2 separate regions of the Homo sapiens genome follow, and region 1 is linked to region 2. The links are chromatin contacts, found by Hi-C in ENCODE. All regions are on one chromosome and are shown on one strand. The core of a region is the stretch at or near the end of the contact, and the rest is flanking DNA. Distances in the headings are between cores, read along the strand shown.

The links. A loop is a pair of places that touch in the nucleus more often than their neighbours do.
Region 1: a map of Caco-2 shows a loop between it and region 2 (4-fold over the local background). The contact joins two enhancer-like sites. A Hi-C loop is called at or near these places in 3 of 168 maps with a recorded cell type or tissue (Caco-2, IMR-90 and MCF 10A).

Annotation. Positions count from the first base shown.
Region 1 is chr13:100,515,981-100,521,277 of GRCh38, reverse strand. All of the region lies in intron 22 of PCCA (propionyl-CoA carboxylase subunit alpha), which reads right to left. Among named protein-coding and RNA genes, the nearest start is that of PCCA-AS1, 38 kb to the right of the region's middle. RefSeq lists enhancers at 1,376-2,041, 3,749-4,043, 3,492-4,216 and a silencer at 3,749-4,043. Within about 2 kb of position 4,046, at least 7 of the 41 ENCODE cell types and tissues checked have a DNase peak (open chromatin) inside an H3K27ac peak, as active enhancers do.
Region 2 is chr13:100,155,655-100,161,009 of GRCh38, reverse strand. PCCA (propionyl-CoA carboxylase subunit alpha) reads right to left here. Exons shown (of 24, transcript NM_000282.4): 6 at 3,670-3,723. Among named protein-coding and RNA genes, the nearest start is that of PCCA, 69 kb to the right of the region's middle. RefSeq lists enhancers at 746-1,245, 1,246-1,747. Within about 2 kb of position 4,054, at least 2 of the 41 ENCODE cell types and tissues checked have a DNase peak (open chromatin) inside an H3K27ac peak, as active enhancers do.

The sequences.
Region 1 (5,297 bases), core at 2,797-5,296, 360 kb before region 2:
TCTCAAGTGGGGCTCCCCAGAACTGGGCAGCACCCAAGGGGCTAAGGGTAAGAGTACAGACTTGTGGCCGATATAAAACAAGTCCAGTTTCTTTTAAAATTCCTTAAAATGAAGAAAAATATGACTCCCTGCTGCCCTCTAAGTTAGCTCAAAATCAGAGCCAAAGCCTGCAGTTACAAAGAGAACTAGTGGAAACTGATGTCATTCACAATACCTTTGGAAATTAGCCTGGACCCTCTACCTTCGTAAAGCATGCTGCCTGAAAGCGCTCCGTGAAAGGATGATTTTTTGTAAACTTTTATTTTTATTAAAAGAGAAAAAGATAGTTTACATCTTGGTAAGGCTGAGAATGGTCACTTATAAAAATGTTGAAAACAAAGAAAACACCTTCTACTCCCAAGCAGATCACTCCTGAAAAATCAAACGCCAAGCTTGGAGAAGACTCTCCTATAATATTTAATATACTGATCCACATAAATATTTTTTATTTTATAATTATCATTGAGTATATTCAACTGTAAAAATTCCCAGTACTAATAGATATTTTTTTACCTCCTCATCTTTTTCTGCCTCCTCTTATCTACTAATAGATATTTGTTACCTCCAACAAAAACCAACTCTTTTTTTTTTTTTTTTTTTTTTTGAGACGGAGTCTCGCTCTGTCGCCCAGGCTGGAGTGCTGTGGCGCGATCTCCGCTCACTGCAAGCTCCGCCTTCCGGGTTCACGCCATTCTCCTGCCTCAGCCTCCCGAGTAGCTGGGACTACAGGCGCCCGCCACTGCGCCCGGCTAATTTTTTGTATTTTTAGTAGAGACGGGGTTTCACCGTGGTCTCGATCTCCTGACCTCGTGATCCGCCCGCCTCGGCCTCCCAAAGTGCTGGGATTACAGGCGTGAGCCACCGCGCCCGGCCAAAAACCAACTCTTAACATTTAAAAATAAATGTTATCTGGAAAAGATTAAAAGGCCAAATCCAGGGGTAGTCGTTACCTCTGAAGAAGACAGGACAGGAATGAGATGGAGGAGCTTGCCACAGGGGAAGTTCATGTTATATGTAATGTCTCATTGTTAAATAAAATTTGAAACACATATGGAAATGGTGAACAAAGGGCACAGGAGTGCTTGTTGGATTCTTCTCTGTAACTTTCTGCATGTTTGTAGTATTTCATAATTTTAAAGTCTTAAAATGTTAACAAATGCATGGATCTCTGTGTACATGCTGTGAGATACAATCTGAGGTTTGGGTGAAAACTGGCATCTTGTCAAATAAACTGCTTGAATAACTATTGCTATAAAACATATAAATTTAATTACTGCAATTATTTTGTGATTGTAAATCAAGGTATCCAGAAACTGGAAAGTCTATGAAGCAGCCAGGCTAGCCCCTCTGCCAGGGAAAGATGCAGTGAGCGAGCCTGGGCTGCATGAGGCACACAAGCGCGATGCCAGGCAAACACCCGTCGGGAGGGCCCAGCCCTGCCTTCTCGTTAGGATACGTGAGAGCTTATGAAATTTTAAAATCTTGTTTAAGAAATAAAAAATAAAGGTATCTCACCAAGTTTGCCAGTTCTGTATGGTCGGCTATAAGCTCAGTTACATGAGGCTTAGAGACAAAGGGGAGGAGGGGACGTCAGACTCTGAGATGGGATGGGGTGCCTGTGTCTTGTGGCCCTGACTGCACACCTGCTTGGGAGCCTGCCCTGTCAAAGGAGCACGTGCAAGGAGGAAACAAAATCAGGGTGAAGTGTAAGTGGTGTTGCCACCGACGCCCACCGATGTGATGCTTTCCCTGGCACACTGTACAGTAGGCTGTTTCTCGCCTTTAAGGCGTTGTTCACAAGAGGAACAACCGCAGACACCTCACTGTCCCCTGCTGAAGGTCAATTCCATCACGAGGTGGATCTTTTCATCTTAGCCCCACCAAAATATCCCGAAGTCTAATATCGAATGGGCTAATTCGCAAGAAAAAGCAGCAACAGGTACTTAATTTCAATCTATTCTTTCACCTGGTTTCACTAATTGTTAAGAAAGAAAGAAATGCAGATGAGTATATAGCAGCTTATGGTTTGTTTCTCATTTGTTTGGTGTATTAAATGAGTATTTCTGATGCAAATCTGTGATGACTGCAGAATACGAACATTACTTGAAAGAATCTTAACTAAATGCAATATTAAAATGCCTCCTTGGGTGACTATCTTATGGGGTGGTTTTGTTTCTGATATCAAAAGGCTAACAAAGCGAATGTGCTCATCATGACTTTATTTGACTTCAAAGTCAAAGTGAAAATTATGCAATAAATTCAGCAGCTATAAGTCTAATTTGACATGTGGAAAAATGTATTCTACCGTTATTCTGAAAATATATATATTTCTAACATTTCTGTTCAAGAGTATCATAAAGGTAGAAGTTTGAAACAGCTGAGTCATGCTAACTTTGATTACAGAAGTGCTCCCAGTTTACAATAGTGTTACGAGTCTAAGAAAACGAGTTTTCAAACTGAAATGAGTTACTGCAGAAACATTTTCAGAAGGCATATAAAAAGGCACTAAAATTTATTCTATCAGTTGTTTCCTAAATTATATTACTGATTCTGGACCTTAATAATCCACTGTACTTTCTTATTGATTTGTTTGCTTACCTGCATTTTACTGTGTATTAACATCCTCTCTCCACGTGTTCGGAAAAACTATTACACAATCATTTAAAATGTGACCTGCCACATTTAATGTTAAATAGTATATAACAGACACTGAAAAAGTTATTAGGAACTTTTGCTGTGTGAACCCTACAGAAGCCCTTCAAATAAAACACAGCTTCTGTGTTTAGGGCAGGCTGAGTGTTTCAAATGAATCAGTGCACAAGGCCCTGCCACACCAAGCGCCCCGAGCGGATTCACTACTTCTCAACGGCCACCCCACATCTCTTCTTCCTGAGGTTTTTAAACTGTGTTCAAATTGTTTACTTCACAAAACAGATTTGTTCATTACGATTTATGTGACACTTTTTTTAGAACTTATTGCCAGGCCCACCATTCTACGATTGGTCAAGTTTTACTTCAGCTAAGCTAAACAGAAACATGATAGATTACTGGAATTTAAACGATAAAAAGTAACATTTCAAAGAAAAACAGAATACTTGTAAGGCCCTTAGTTGTTTTAGGGTCCTTATTTTCCTTGAAAATACACCAAGGAGACTGACTCCATTATCTTCCCACCCATAAAAGGGGAACCTCGCCCGGCTATTGTTAGTGCGGAGGAAAACACAACACGCCCCGCGGTGTTAAAATCACTTAAAACCGCAAAATTTCAACGTGACAGGTAGTGTTTCCTCACAATGGCCTCAAGTAAGTGACGTGCCTCTGGTCCAAGGAAGCTTCTTGTGTTTTAATTACACTAAGCAGAATTTAACTATAGAAGTTGCGCTAAGAGCCGACGATGAAACTTCTCAGGCTGCATTGGGTTTCGGTATTAGTGGTTTGGGACATTTTTCACAAGCAGTAATTCAAGAGAAAAGGCTGTTTCATCAAAACACAATGGCACAGAATATGAAAGGAAGTTCTGCAAGTACCAAAAAAGACAAATAAAAGCAAGTATACGCCCCACCTGAGCAGCCCCCGCAAACAGAACTTAGGAGGGAGCTGACAGATCCCGAGGTCCTGAGCCTGTTCACTACGCGTGCCCCCCAGGTACTCTGAATTTAAAGGAATGCATAAAATATAGGCCCCGTTGCTCTGCCGTAACATATTTTTAACAGTTCTCAAACCATTCTTAATGAGTACACACATTTAATTATTGGTGGGTGTTTTTAATATCTGAGCTACATCAATGAACCAAGGACTGATATCACATTGTTCCCATTTACGAAATGCCTTGCTTTTCTACATTCAATTATTAACCAGGAAATGGAACGTACAAAGGCCAAACCCTTTCGGTATGTGGGAAAGTCAGATCAGGAGCCAGCAGCTGTTAAAGAAACCAGAAGGCTGCGCTGATCTGGCCTTGGGAGCGCCCCGTTTACTGCCTCTGAGCAACCTCCTTGAGGGCCGTGTGAGGGGCCAGGGCTGCAGTCTCACCCTCTTGCCCTCCAGGCTTGAGGCAGGAGTGGTCTCCCTCATCCCTGCCCGCCCTCCCTCCACTCCGGTTTGGATTCAGGTGTTAGAAAAGGATTTAAGGAAAACACTTACTTGAAACACACACACACACACACACACACACACACACACACACACACACGATTTTATAATTAAAGCCACACAATTAGGAGTGGAAAGCTCAGGCTGGCAGTATACAGACTAGATAGATGCCTTCCAGAAAAAAAACTTAAGAAAAATGAAAAAAACAAAACAAAACCCTTATATTGTTTACGAACCTACATATCTAGTCACTAGAAGATTCCACTGACAGCTCTGATAATGTCACGTGCAAGTGAACGATTCTTAATGTCAAGGCCACGAGACTATCCTCTTACGACCCTAACTCTGGAGAAGGAAGATGTCCTCCCCTGAATTTTACACACATTACACACACACACACACACACACACGTAATTTTTCTTATGGCCTCTCCCAAATCCTTAACACGTGGGCATTAGACAGTCTTAAAGAGGGCTTTCTTCCAGGAGTATCAATGCTTTCACAGCAAACAACAATTCACAGCCACGTAGCCTCTTTTATGCCTTTCTGAAAAAGTGGACAGTTCTATTTCTGTATCACCAGGTAAAGCAGCTGTTAAGTCGGTTTTCTAACTTCGCATATTAGTTTCAGGGCTGGTCATTCAAACAACTAAAACTGATCATGTTTTCTTAATATTCACATTTATTGCAAATACTTTTCTAGAAGCCAATGCCAACTACCTGATTTTTTCCTCAATGTTAAGCAGATATTTTATCTGTACTATTGAGAAATCAGGAGGCACTAAAATGTAAGTCCCAGTGACCTGAGATACAAAACGGAATCACCACCTCATCCATGAGAGACAGTCATGTCCGGATGCTATTTTCCTGCACATGAATAAAAATGCAAGTATTTAAGTGTACCTGGAAATCTGGTTGCCTCCTAAATTGTTTTCTTTTCACTTTTGCTGCTCATCAGTAGAGATTTCTATCCATGTTCTAAGAAAATGTGTGCATCCTATCAATTCATCCATGTAAGTTATCTCGAGGAAATAATATAGCTTTGATTTGTGCTTTAATGTCACAAGATCAAGATGAAAAACTTCAAACTGTGATGCTACATTTTATTTACCAAGTAATGGAAGTGCTCTGGTACTGTACAGATTGCAGAATTAACCTTTCCTCAAC
Region 2 (5,355 bases), core at 2,805-5,304:
ATCCATCTACATATACGTGTATCTTTCAAGTACACAGATAGGATCCAAACACAAAACACAAATTCTAACATATGTTTCTCTTGAAACTAATTACTATAACTTATGCTATGTTACCTGAAATGACAAGGTATGATAATATGATTAAAACAACATAGAAAAACCAGAAAGAAAACACAGAATACTAAGAAATATCTTCAAGCCAACATCCCATTTTTCCAGAGAAGGTAGTTTCACGTTTCAAAGCTCTTTGTAAACTCTGTTAAGATGTCTTTGCCTCATCCTAACAATCCTCATAGTCTCCCATGGATGGTCCTTTAATGCTCATAATAAAAGAAGCCTGCAGGGAAAATACAGAATAGAAAACAGCTTGGAAATAAAATCTGTTAGCTCAGCACATTAAAATTATTGAAAATTGCTATTTTTATGAGGATTATGTGTAGCTTTGTTTTTTCTATGAACTATCTAAGCAATAACAAAAAGACATGATCTTTTTTTTTTTTTCTTTTTTAGACAGAGTCTCGCTCTGTTGCCTAGGCTGGAGTGCAGTAGCGTGATCTCAGCTCACTGCAACCTCCACCTCCCGGGCTCAAACGATTCTCCTGCCTCAGCCACCCACGTAGCTGGGATCAAAGGCTCGTGCCACCATACCTGGCCAATTTTTATGTTTTTAGTAGAGATGGGGTTTCGCCATGTTGTCCAAGCTGGTCTCGAATTCCTGACCTCAAGTGATCTGCCCACCTCAGCCTCCCAAAGTGCAGGGATTACAGGCATGAGCCACCGCGCCCGGCCCACATGATCTTTTTCAAGTCATGGACAGCAGGGACTGTATAAAATCCAATCCCACTTCGCGTAAACTCAGCATAAAAAATTATCAGTCTTGTAAAGTTTGGTGTGTTTTTACATTGGGGGAATTTGGCCTATTGTACACTTTCTAAAGCAAATACACAGCAGTTATGCAAAAAAAATCAAAAAATCATTTTAGTCCTGGATATTAAGTAAAAACAATGTATCAGATAAAGCACAAATCATTTTTCCAAAAACAAAAACATTCCAATCAAACTGAAACAAAAAGTCCAAGGAAAGAAATTACTTCTCAACAGAAGGATCTAGAACCCTTTCCCCGCAGAGGCTGCATATGAACTGTGCCTTCAAGGGCAGGCAGCAGTTAGACACGGTGGGTGGGAGGCCAGGCACACCCACCCAGAGAGAGTGAGGAAAGCACTGAGGGCAGAGCCAGCCACGCATGGGAGCAGCGCACAGTCAGGCTGGGTGGAGGCACAGCACTGATAAAAGGGAAATGGGGAAATAGGTTTGGAAAGAAAACTCGTGTGAAAGAAAGGAGGAGGTTGTATATTCTACAGGTTTTTCTCTAATGTAGAACCCCAGATGGAAATCATCCTTCTTACTTTCATTTACAAAGATATTGATCTTATCTCACAGTATTTTCTTCCCTGAAGTGAAGTTATTTGTGTATCAACTTATTTTCCGTAACATGACTATGAGCACCCAGGACTCATAGCACCCATGGACTGCAGCATTCTGCGCGGGAACCAGATTGGATTCATTTTTATTAATATATCCTTCTCAAAGGCCTTAAACAGACTTTAAAGAAGCATTTTTTGGCCAGACACAGTGGCTCACGCCTGTAATCCCAGCACTTTGGGAAGCTGAGGTGGGCGGATCACGACATCAGGAGTTCAAGACCAGCCTGACTAAAATGGTGAAACCCCGTCTCTACTAAAAATACAAAAATTAGCCAGGCGTGGTGGTGTGTGCCTGTAATCCCAGCTACTCAGGAGGCTGAGGCAGAATAGCTTGAACCCAGGAGACAGAGGTTGCAGTGAGCCGAGATCATGCCACTACATTCCAGCCTGGGTGACAGAGCAAGGCTATGTCTCAAAAAAAAAAAAAAAAAAAAAAAAAAAGGCAGCATTTTTTTAATAACTGAAAAAATGCATAAACTGTATATAATATTATATATAATATATAAAATAAATAAATGTATTAACTGTATAGGAATAAATGTATAATACTGGCACCACATCACTTATCCTACTCATATAATTTGGATTTGGATATTCATTTATAGCAGGAGTTCCCAAACTTTTTGTATAAAGGACCATAGAAAAAGTATTTTAGGCTTGATAGGCCAAATGGTCTCTGTCACAACTACTCAACTCTGCTGTCACAGGACAAAAGCAGCATAGACAATGCATAAATGAAAGAGCATGGCTGTGTTTCAATAAAATTTTATTGACAAAAACAGGCAGCAGGCTGCATTTGTCCTGTGGACTGTAGTGTGCCGACCTCTCATCTATACGGACTTAAATGTAATACATTACATTATATATATACACACATACACATCTAAATTTAAGTATTATATTCAAATAGTTTTTATAATAACAGAATCTTGGTCAAAATTCCAAGGAAGATAAAAAATAAAAAGGGATATAAACAAAAAAATGTAGATATGCTGCATAAAACCTGGGAAACTGGAACCTCTGGATGTGTCCATGTAATTTGCCCCCTCAGGATATCTCTTTAGGCCTTAGTTTTGGACCCACAAAGCAAGGTGGTTCAAATAGACAATTCTGTGATCTTAATAATTGTTTCAAGTTAAAGTTATAGATTTTAAGTGGAAATTCCATCTAGAAAATAACAACATTCACAAATAATTTCCAATCCGTGGAAGAACAGAATACGAGTACAGTTATGCTCCACAGAATATTTCAATGAGGCACCACACGTATGACAGTGGTTCCATAGATTCTAATACTGTATTTTTAACTGTATCTTCCCTGTTTACATGTTTAGATACACAAATATCTACCACTGTATTACAACAGCCTACAGGATCCAGTACAGCAACACGTATAGGTTTGTAGCCTAGGAGCAATAGGCTATAACACACTTAGCCTAAGTGTGTGGGAGACTCTACCATGTAGATTTCTGTAAGTAGACTCTGTGATGTTCACACAAGGATGAACTCGCCTAATGATGCATTTCTCAGAATGTATTCACGCTGTTAAGCAACACATGACTGTATGCCACAGAAACAAGTATAACATATTAGAATAAATTAAGATAGTACCTGGCATAATTGATCTAATAACAAACATATGTACAAACATTAATCAAAATCATATTCTAGTACCTAAAAAATAAGGTTTCAGTACCATCTTGAATGAAGTTATAAATATACCTGGAAAAATCAATTTAATAACAAACATACGTTAATTCACCTAGCTGGAAGGGGACATTTAGATCATTAAAAACAACTTCACCCAAAATAGAGGCATTGGTAAGATTTGATATTAAATGCCACAAAATAATTAAATCACTACAATAACTCACTAAACTCCCTAACATATTTACAGTTAAAAATCTGAAGTTTTTAACTTTAATTCAAATATCATGCAGTATATAATAAACCAGGTATCATTCATTCAGTGTAATGGTGATTTTGTAAACTTTTCTGTTTTTATAATTACTCTTCAAATAAACAGTTGAGTTTCAGACTAAAACCACTTCACTTGTCACAATTTTCAAAGAACTGCTGGGTTAATTAAAATTCTATAATCCATCACTACCCACATTTACAAAGCCATGCTACCACACTGCTTTCTGAAAAAGAAATGAACAGTTTCTGGTTCATTACCAACTTACCAAACATCTGGCAAATTCTTTGTTTTCTGAAAGGAATCCATAACCTGGATGTACCTTAGAAATGAAAGCAAAAAGCACTTTCAATTTTATCATATTGCAAAAGCTTTATAAGCAAAATGTACAGTGCATTTATGTATTAATATTTACTGTTCAAGAGCCCTTGAATAAGTACACTTCTCTTATACACTGATCAGTTCTAACTCACATTTCTAGGATCAGAATCAAATTCCAAGAAACTGCCTCTTATATTTACTTTCTCCACACTCCCTTTGTCCTAACTGATTCATTTTCCACACACTACCTTTGTCCTAACCACAATGGGGAGTATATGCCCACATAGCTTCCTGCCCACTGGCATTTGTCTACACTATTCAACAAAACTCTCTCTCCTTTTCCTGAGGCTAACTTTGCCCACAATTCTGGAGAATTTCACAATGGCTGGTGCATCAAAGAATTATGTAAAAGGAACCTTGGCAAAGATGGATGAAAAACTCTAAATTCTCCTTTCTTTACAGTACTCACGAACTGGTAATTTCCAAAACCCAGACTACTAGGACAGCTAACACATTTTATTCCTGATGGCATTAATAATACTCGGCAACTACCAACAAGCCGTTTCTATCAAACTGAACTAAAATGGAGGTGTGGTTTTACTTTTATTTTGTGCTCTGAATTTTTTTTCTTCTAATGTCTACTCTTCTTTCCTTCCTCACCCCAAACTTTGCCATCCACAACTACTTTATACTATCCTCACCCACAAGCCACATTGCTACAATCTACCAGCCTGATCCAATCAAGTAATTTTTGGCTCTCCCAGACTGGCCAAACATAAATTTCGCCACTTCAGTATCAGCCAGTGTTGAACATACTTCTAGTAAAATAATTCTGCTAAAAAGAGAGTCAAATTTCTAAAGGAACCAGTATCATAATCCAGAAATAGCTACGTATCAGCGACTTTTAAATGCTGAACTCGGGCTGGGCACAGTGGCTCCTGCCTGTAATCCCAGCAGTTTAGAAGGCTGAGGCAGGCAGATCACCTGAGGTCAGGAGTTCAAGACCAGCCTGACCAACATGGTGAAACCCCTTCTCTACTAAAAATACAAAATTAGCTGGGCATGGTGGCAGGCACCTGTAATCCCAGCTACTTGGGAGGCTGAGGCAAGAGAATCGCTTGAACCTGGCGGGACAGAGGTTGCAGTGAGCCAAGATCACGCCATCGCACTCTGGCCTGGGCAACAAGAGCGAAACTCCATCTCAAAAAACAAAACAAAAAAAAAGCTGAACTAAGCTTTATGAGCATGGTACAGAAGAATTTAAACTACTGTATCAGAGAAGAAGAGTTTTCATTCCACCAACTTCATTTTATCAACACTCAACTACATATTTATTTTGGCAAGCTATAGTTAAAAGGTTAAAGTGTTTTACCTTCACTAACTGTGCTAATAAACTGTAAACATCTATAATATGGGTTCACGAATTAGGCTTTTTATTTAAACATTCATCTTACTAAAACATTTCTTTCAAAAGAAATGTGAGCGCTAATTGAAGCGCTCCAGGCTTAATTGCTGGTGTTGGATGTTTCCATCCAGTTTTAGAGATAACTTTGCATAGTTTTTAACACTATATATAATTAGTTCTGATAATTAAAAAAAGAAAAAAGAAAATAGAAGAAAAAACACTGTTTCT